2 separate regions of the Homo sapiens genome follow, and region 2 is linked to region 1. A link is a loop called in an ENCODE intact Hi-C map of the cell type or tissue named here. Cell type or tissue: MCF 10A. All regions are shown on one strand.

Evidence for each region. A loop is a pair of places that touch in the nucleus more often than their neighbours do. Peaks named below come from ENCODE experiments on the same cell type or tissue, not always from the same donor. Only the 100,000 strongest peaks of a DNase experiment are listed, where the experiment ranks them.
Region 2: a loop joins it to region 1, with 16 times the contacts of the local background. A loop is called at or near these places in 10 of 110 quality-filtered maps.

The regions. Positions count from the first base shown.
Region 1 is chr4:53,506,687-53,510,686 of GRCh38, forward strand. It overlaps LNX1 (ligand of numb-protein X 1), which reads right to left. Exons shown (of 11, transcript NM_001126328.3): 3 at 1,300-1,541; 4 at 631-783. The region is part of intron 3 of LNX1-AS1 (LNX1 antisense RNA 1); the gene reads left to right. Among named protein-coding and RNA genes, the nearest start is that of LNX1-AS1, 8.6 kb to the left of the region's middle. In MCF 10A, no CTCF peak of the experiment used is centred here; a DNase peak (open chromatin) is centred at 1,945.
Region 2 is chr4:53,803,104-53,807,103 of GRCh38, forward strand. No RefSeq gene overlaps it. Among named protein-coding and RNA genes, the nearest start is that of LNX1-AS2, 210 kb to the left of the region's middle. In MCF 10A, a CTCF peak has its summit at 1,855 (motif pointing left); a DNase peak (open chromatin) is centred at 1,818.

The sequences.
Region 1 (4,000 bases):
TCTACTAAAAAATACAAAAAATAGCTGGTTGTGGTTGTGGGTGCCTGTAATCCCACCTACTTGGGAGGCTGAGACAGGAGAATTGCTTGAACCCAGGAGGCAGAGGTTGCAGTGAGCCGAGATCATGCCGCCGTTGCACTCCAGCCTGGGCGACAAGCAAAACTCTGTCTAAAAAAAAAAAAAAAAAAAGAGGAATAATAGTAGCTACCTCATAGGGTTGTTGTGAGGCTTAAATGAGGAAATGCATGTAAAACACTCAGCACCACACCTCAAATGTAGTTGAAAGAGTAAGGAGAGCGAATATATATATTGCATTTATTATATGTGCCAGTCATTGTTTTAAATGTTTTTCACTCATTAATTATAATTATTCTTCCTCATATGCATAATGGTACTAGCGCCTGAAGGTGAGGGTTTCAACACTTTTTTCTTCAATCTATGTAAAAAGATGATAATACTTTCTGCCTTTAGCTACATACGTGAGAAGTAGGCTAATCAAAGTAAAAAATATTGTATACCCTTGGGAAGAGAGGGGTCACAGAAGGTGGAAGGTGATCAGATTGCGTCATCCCTGAAGTCCCCCTGGAAGCCCAGCCCATGTCCATCCAGCCTTATGGGGAGTTCATTTACCTTCAGGGGCAGTGGTGTTTTCAGAATTTTCCCTGCCCTGGTCGGCATGGTTGGCAACTGCACTCCCGCTCTTTGTCCTTCGAAGAACACTCAAAGCTCGATTTATTTTTTTAAATGATCTGCTTCTAATAGTGGATCTCTCAAAGGGCCGTGCTGAGGAATAGCGACAGGAGGAACAGTAGTTATGATTTAATAGAAATAATCATTTATGTACATATCTGATAAGATATACACAATAAGACATTAACAGTGACTACCTCTGGGTGGTAGGATTGTAGAATTTGCTTACCTGTATTTTTTAAGTTTTCTACAGTGAAATATGTACGACGTGCTTAAAATCCTGCTTTTCTTTTTTGTTTCTGGGCTGAACTGAATACAATACCACTTTTCTTGAGCAGCATGGCTGAAAAATTACTGACACTGCAGGAGTGATGAATCATTAGGTCTAGTTTCAGCCCCTTTCACCAAGTCAGATTACACACAGTTTTAATGATTGGAGGTACTTGCGGTTTCATTTCACTTTGGCGAATTGGACATTGGGTTCCTGCCAAAACTACCAGAACGATTTCCCCTTAAAAAACATTTACAGAACTTTCCACAGTAAGTATTCCACAGAGGGCAATCGCAAGCCAAGGAGCCCATTCCCGGACAACCACCCATTTGACTCACCCCTAGTTCGGTTGCTCCGGCCAGAGTCCACTGGGCTGATTGCTGGCTGCCCGTCCTCTGCCGAGGACACGTAGGCAGGGTTGTCTAGGCCAGGCTCGTCTGTCATTAAGGAGATGGTGGCAGCTGCAGAAACCTCTGGGGAGGGAGCCGTGGCTGTGAGGCTCGCACAGCCGTCTGGACAGCCATCTTGTGAGCGCCTCTTCCTATCTTTGGTCAGGCCGTAGTGGGAGGCACCTTTACAGCTGTAACAGAACCAGCGGGGAGGTGAAGAAGAGCTTTGGCTCTGCTGCCATTCCTCAGTCAGCCCTCTTCAAATACAATTGAAGAATGTATAATAGGCTTGTTGAACTTGGAATTTGATTTGCCTGCCGCTATATCCTCTCTTCCCTTTTCACACATCGGTACTCAATATACATTTGCCAACCAAGTGAATTCATAATTTGAGATTTTTTAAAGACGCCCACTGCATTCTCTTAAAGCAATCTCTACATTGGCTGCTGGAATGCAAATTTATTCAGGTCACCATGGTGTCTACATGAGTAGGGTTTGAGGCTGGCAATGTTCAACTATTTGGTAATTCCTGCTTGCTGGTGTTTATTTTGACCATGAAAGCCCTTAGTCACACCCTCACTCTTCTTTTGGATTTTGTTCCCAGAGCACTGAACGTAAATATAAAGCTCCTCCCAGATTCCATATTTAACTGTTCATGCAAACAGAATCACCCTCACCACAAAGCCACAGGAGTGAGTTCAGCATTGCTATCCTCTAGTGGCAGCTTGGTGGCTTCCATTCTCTTTCTCTGGGCTGGTCTGGGAGGGCCTCCCTGGTGTTGGGGGCTCCCATGATCTGAGAAGTGTCATTCATTGCCATGTTGTCTACCATTAAGAGAGTAAAACAGCTTTTGTGGTTTTTAGCAAAAACATATTTGTCTCTACCCATTCACTATCCATGCTATAAAAAAAAATCCAGAAAACTCCACAAAAACCAAACTTTGTGAGAAAAGCAAGTTATTGGTGCAATAGAAAGAAGTTGAAAAAGAACATTCTCGAGGCTCAGAAGACCAAGGTTGGAGCTGATCTAGGTCCATATTTTGCCATGAACATGAACACTGCCACTCGGCAAGTCATTGCAGCGCACAGGCTAGGTTTTGGTCAGGAAATGGTGATTTAACTATCTCACTCTACTGTGGGGAGGGTAGCTACAGGTAACCACTCCAGTTTCCACAGTTGTGAAGGCAGAAATCATATCACGAGCCCCTTTAGGAAGTGTCCATTTGCATATAATGGATGTGTTAATTATAAATTCTTATCAATTCATTACTCAAAACCCTATATGATTGAGCTATTTTAAATAGCCCTTTGAGATCCTACTTCAGGGATGCTTCATGTTTTTGAAAGTAGATGAAATCAAAGGTCAGTCTACCGTGATATGCACACATGATTTTTACTGCCCATAGAATCATAGAAATGGCAAGATGGAAGGTCCTATTGTCTAGATCTAAATCCTTGCTCTGAAATTTACATAGCTGGGTGATCTAGGGAAATTTTATTTACCTGGCTAAACTTCCAAATTTGCATATACTTTCTGGATTGCTGTGAGGTTTGATCGACATTAAGTCTTATCAGGGGTTTAGTACTTTTTGCCAAAAGTACTAGAATGCAAATTCATTAAAGTCGTCATGGTATCTACATGACTACAAGCAGTTCTCATGAGATTGTCGCTATTTCCATATTTTGTACATCCTAAGATGCTCTTTTCATGCTTTAACATGTCTAAAATCAGGATGCATGTGTGATTGATGGGGTTGTGAAGTTTCTGTTGCCAGGTGGCAGTCATGATGCAGACGTCACCATCCCAGCACTGCAAACCCAGTCGCACGAGTACCCCTTATCACTTCCATTGAGTTGCCTACATACTTGGTATTACACCATTGAGTTTAATTGCCATTTGAATGTAATGATTCAGTACTAAAATGAAAAGTTATAGAAAGCCTCAAAAACAGAACAATTGGATATTGATGAAGTACATATTCATTGTTAGAAGCAGAATCACAATTCTGTGTTTTCTTGCAAAGGGACAAGCAAATGTTTTATCTGCTTAGAAAGATGCACCCAAGGGAATTAAAAGTGGTGTTACATTTTGTTATTGAGAACATTCAAAAAGGATTGCCTATTTCATGCCAAGCAACACAACCAAGGGCAGGAGAAGCTGCCAAATTCATCTGAATGGATTTCAAAGCCACAAGAGTCTAGTTCACCAATCTATGCATCATGGGGATATCTTTGGTGTTTGGGGATTATTTAACTGATGGCACATTTTAAAATGTCATCTTCTTTGCTGTTATATGAACATACCTCTCATAGTCAGTGGCATCTTAGATTAGATGAAATGTGGTTTTAATATTAGTAGAAAAGGAGTTTGGTTATACAACCTTATGTCCTCATCTTCTAGATGAGAAAACAGGCCTCCAACTTACACTGCTAGTGCTTGTCCTCAGCTGGAAGAGTTCAAATTCCTGGCTTGAATTCGTGAGGTTTTACTGTACCGATTAGCTGCGTTGGCTTGGAATCATTCTGTTTAAACATAGTGAAGAGGTTGATCTGGGAAACTCAAAAATTGGTGAAACACTGTGTGATGGAAAAAATAAAAGCCAACTTGCATTTGAGCGGCTCCAACGTAACAAATACTTGAATGAAACACT
Region 2 (4,000 bases), 300 kb after region 1:
AGCTGGTGTAAGTGACACAGCCAGTACCTCATTTAATGCAAAATTGAAAAGGATGGGGGAGATAAGCAGTTACTCAGTTGTGTAGAAGTTTACAAAATACCCATCTCTAAGAATTTCACTGGATCTTCCCAAATTTGTTAGCATCTTGGTATTAATTAACTTAATGGCATAATTGACGACTAGTAAGTTTATCCAAAATGTGGGCCCTGTTTTAGCTGAAGTGCTTGTGAAAACGCAGATAACTGGGCCCTGGACCTCTTTGTCATGCTACCTGGAAATAGAGTATCTGTATTTGAATATTCTCCCTAGGAGATTTTTTTTATAAACTGGCATCTTGATAAAATTTAATAATTTTGGACTATGGGATATATGTTTCCATTTCATTCCAATTGGCATTTGCTCCACACTTGGTGGATGCTGAATGCATAAGAGACAATGGTCCCATGTTATAACTAGAATATAGATAAGTATCTTTAATAATAGGGTTAGTGTGGTGCATTGAATTATTAGCCTCAGCTTTGCACCTCTAGAGCCACATCCTTGCCTTTGACCTTATTTTGGCAGAGAGCACTACCCTGCCTCTTGACTTTGCATTCAGTCATGTGATTTGCTTTGGCCAATGGAATGTCGACAGATGTAGCAGTATACAATCTGAGCATAGACCCAAGAGATCTTCCATATATTCATGTGCCCTGTTTCTCTTCCCCCAAATCCCTGAGAGGAGCTTGCCCTAAACAGTGGCTGCATTTCGTTCTGGGTCCAAAGTGAACATATTTGGAACAATTCCCCACATAAGTTCAACTGGACCCATAGTTTGAAGCAGAGCCTCCCCAAGAAGCCAAACCTGGTTCAACCAACCCCAATGTCACTGACAGATTCATGAGAAGAAGCAGTTGTTTTAACTCACTAGGCTTGAGGGTAGTTTGTTGCACAAGGTCATTGTAGTAACAGCAGCTAACCAGTACAGTGAGGGGTTGGAAATATCTTTGGGGGATTGCTTTGGTTTGCTTGGGGGTTGATGCCTTGTCTTGGAGGTTAATGTTTGGTTTGTTTGGGGTTTGTATTGAGGAGGCAATTTGTAGAGTAAGCAGTTGCAACTTCGTTAGAAGGGATCTTTCTGGGTCCCTGGTATGTGGCCCTAGCTCTGTGGGAATCCAGAGGAGATGAAGAGGAAACTGGTGTTTATTGTCAGTATTATCAACAGCAGCAACAAATATTGGGTGCGCCTACCATGTGCCAAGTACTAGGTGGGGATTACGAGAGGAATAAGGAAAGACCCAAGCTCTAGAAAAACGTACAGTCTCTTTGCAGGACCATTCCTGGGTTTCATTAGAAATATCTGAATATATTGTCTCAGACTGGCCAGGTTTCTTGTAGGGCTTGCTAGTTGAGAAATTAGATCCTTAAAGGAAAAATATTCTCACTGATTCTACCCACCATTCTCATCTTTACACCCAACAAAACCTCACTAAGAGGTTTCTGAGGAGCCAGAAGTTGGATGGATTAACTTGGAGTTAGTGAACTGCAGAAATCTCTTCCCACTGGTGGTTCCTGTGGGTTTCAGAATAGCAAAGCTGAAAGTTCACTTGATGTATTAAGCACAATCAAAAATCCATTACCTCCCTGAGGCCACTACTCCTCCTTTTTGGTTGAGACTGCTACCCAGGACCAGCTACATAATTTGTGAGGCTCAGTGCGAAATGAAATTCAGGGCCCATTCAAAAATTACTCAGAATTTCAAGACAGCAAGCACAGAACATTAAACCAGGCGTGGACCCCTCTGAGCTTGGGGCCCATTGTGACTGCACAAGTCTCAAGCCAGGAAGCTGGCTCTGCTGCCACCTGCAGGTAGTGCAAATAGCTGATGTCTACACATATGTAAAAGGAAGCACCAGCAAAGTTTCCAGTCCTGAGTGGATTTGAGAAGATGGCCCTGCAGACATTCATTCAAAAAGCTCTCATGGTGCTGACCCATTCCAGACCTGCCCTGCCCCCTGCTCAGCCCACTCCAGTTGCTGAAGGACAAGGGTGGACACCAGTTACCAGGAACCATTCTGCAATTCCAGCAGCCCTCTGGCTGGACTTTTTCTCCAATCATTCAGAAAACATTTGTCTGTGAGCCCCTCGAAGTGCTTCAGATGCAATCCAGACTTGCCCATGGACTTGAGCAGTTACAGCTGTATTGTACAGGTTGCATAAAGGAACTGCAGGAGACTTTCTATTGCCATGAGGGCGACTGCCCAGGGCCCAGGGCTCAGGGCTCAGGACAGCATAGAAACACTAGTGCCAGATTCCACCATGGTGAGAGAATTGCCTCGATGCTGCAGAAACTCCAGGGCCTCCCAGATGCACTATCACTCTTATCACGTGCAGACATTTGGCAGACAGGCCTTCCTTTGAAGTCCCAGCAAAATGATGGCGAGTTCTCCTGCTAAGGAACATGTGGCTGGCAACAGGAGGAAGAGTAAAGTGGCGGTCCCTTCCTTTCCACAAAAGTTTAGGAGTTGGCATTTCTTTTTCCACAGTGTTAGAGCTTCTGCTATTGATGCAAAGGGCTAAAAGCTGACCTGCTCCTTTGTCATCTTGGAAAACCTCAGGACAATGCTTAAGACCAAGGTGAAATTACCTATTTTGTGTGCTCCTGATTTTCCTTAAAGAAATAAAAAAGGGAACGATTTGGCTAAGGATGGACATGGTCTAAATCAGGGGTTCTCAAAGTGTGGTTCTCAGATTGTAACCTCTTAAAAATATAGATTCTTTCACTTGAACCCGGAAAACAGAGGTTGTAGTGAGCTGGGATCGAGCCAGGGCACTCCAGCCTGGGCAACAGAGCAAGACTCCATCTCAAAATAGATAGATAGATGATAGATAGATAGATGATAGATAGATAGATAGATAGATAGATAGATAGATAGATACACAGATTCTAGACTCTGCTCAGATCTACTGAAGGAGATACCATGAGGGCAGGACCCAGCAATCCATGTTTAACAATCCTTCTAGGTGATTCTGATACACCATTGGCCTAAATAGCAGATCCTCATTGCCTGTATATTAGTTTGCTATGGCTGTCTTAACAGAGTACTGCAGACTGGTGGCTTAAACAACAGAAATTTACTTTCTCACAGTTCTGGAGGCTGGAAACCCAAATCAAGATGCTGGCAGGGTTGGTTTCTAGCGAGGTTTCCCTCCTTGGCTTGCAGACAGCCGCCTTCTCACTGTGTCTTCATGTGGCTTTTTCTCTGTGTGCAAGGACTCCTGGAGTCTCTTCCTCTTCTTACATAGACACCAGTCTTGTTGGATTAAGATCCCACTCTAACGACCTCATGTAAGCTTAATTACCTCCTTAACAATCCTGTCTCCGAATATAGTTACCCTGGGGGTTAGAGCTTCAACATATACATTTGGTGGGGAACACAATTTGGTCTATAATAGCCTGACACCATCAGACCACCAGTTTTCAACATTAAGCCTTCCAAGGACTATAACAGTAATAACGCACATTAAGTTGGCATTTCTACTTGCCGGATCTGTGCTAAGTGCTTTTACATGCATGATTACCTGTATTATTATCCCTACTTTGCCATTGGGAAACAAGCTCAGCATGTTATCTGCCAAACCTCACAGCTGATGGCAAAACCAGGCTCTAAACACAGGAGGTCTGATGCCAAACTCAAAGTTCTTAATCACTACTGAGGTAGTAGCCGCAAGCCCCGGCTACCACTCTTGGTTTTTGTTGTTGTTGTTATCAGCATATACGTAGTTTTTATTCTTTTATGTAGCGGCATACCATTACATTTTATGAATGTGACATAATACAAATAGGCGTTGTCCCTCTATTGTTGGAAATTTAGATTGTTTCTAGGTTTTACTTTTCTATTGTGTATATTTAAGGTGTACAACATGATGTTTTGATATACTACATAGTAAAATGGTTATCATAGTTAAGCAAATTAGCATATCCTCATCTCATATAGTTACTTACTTTTTCTCGTGCTAA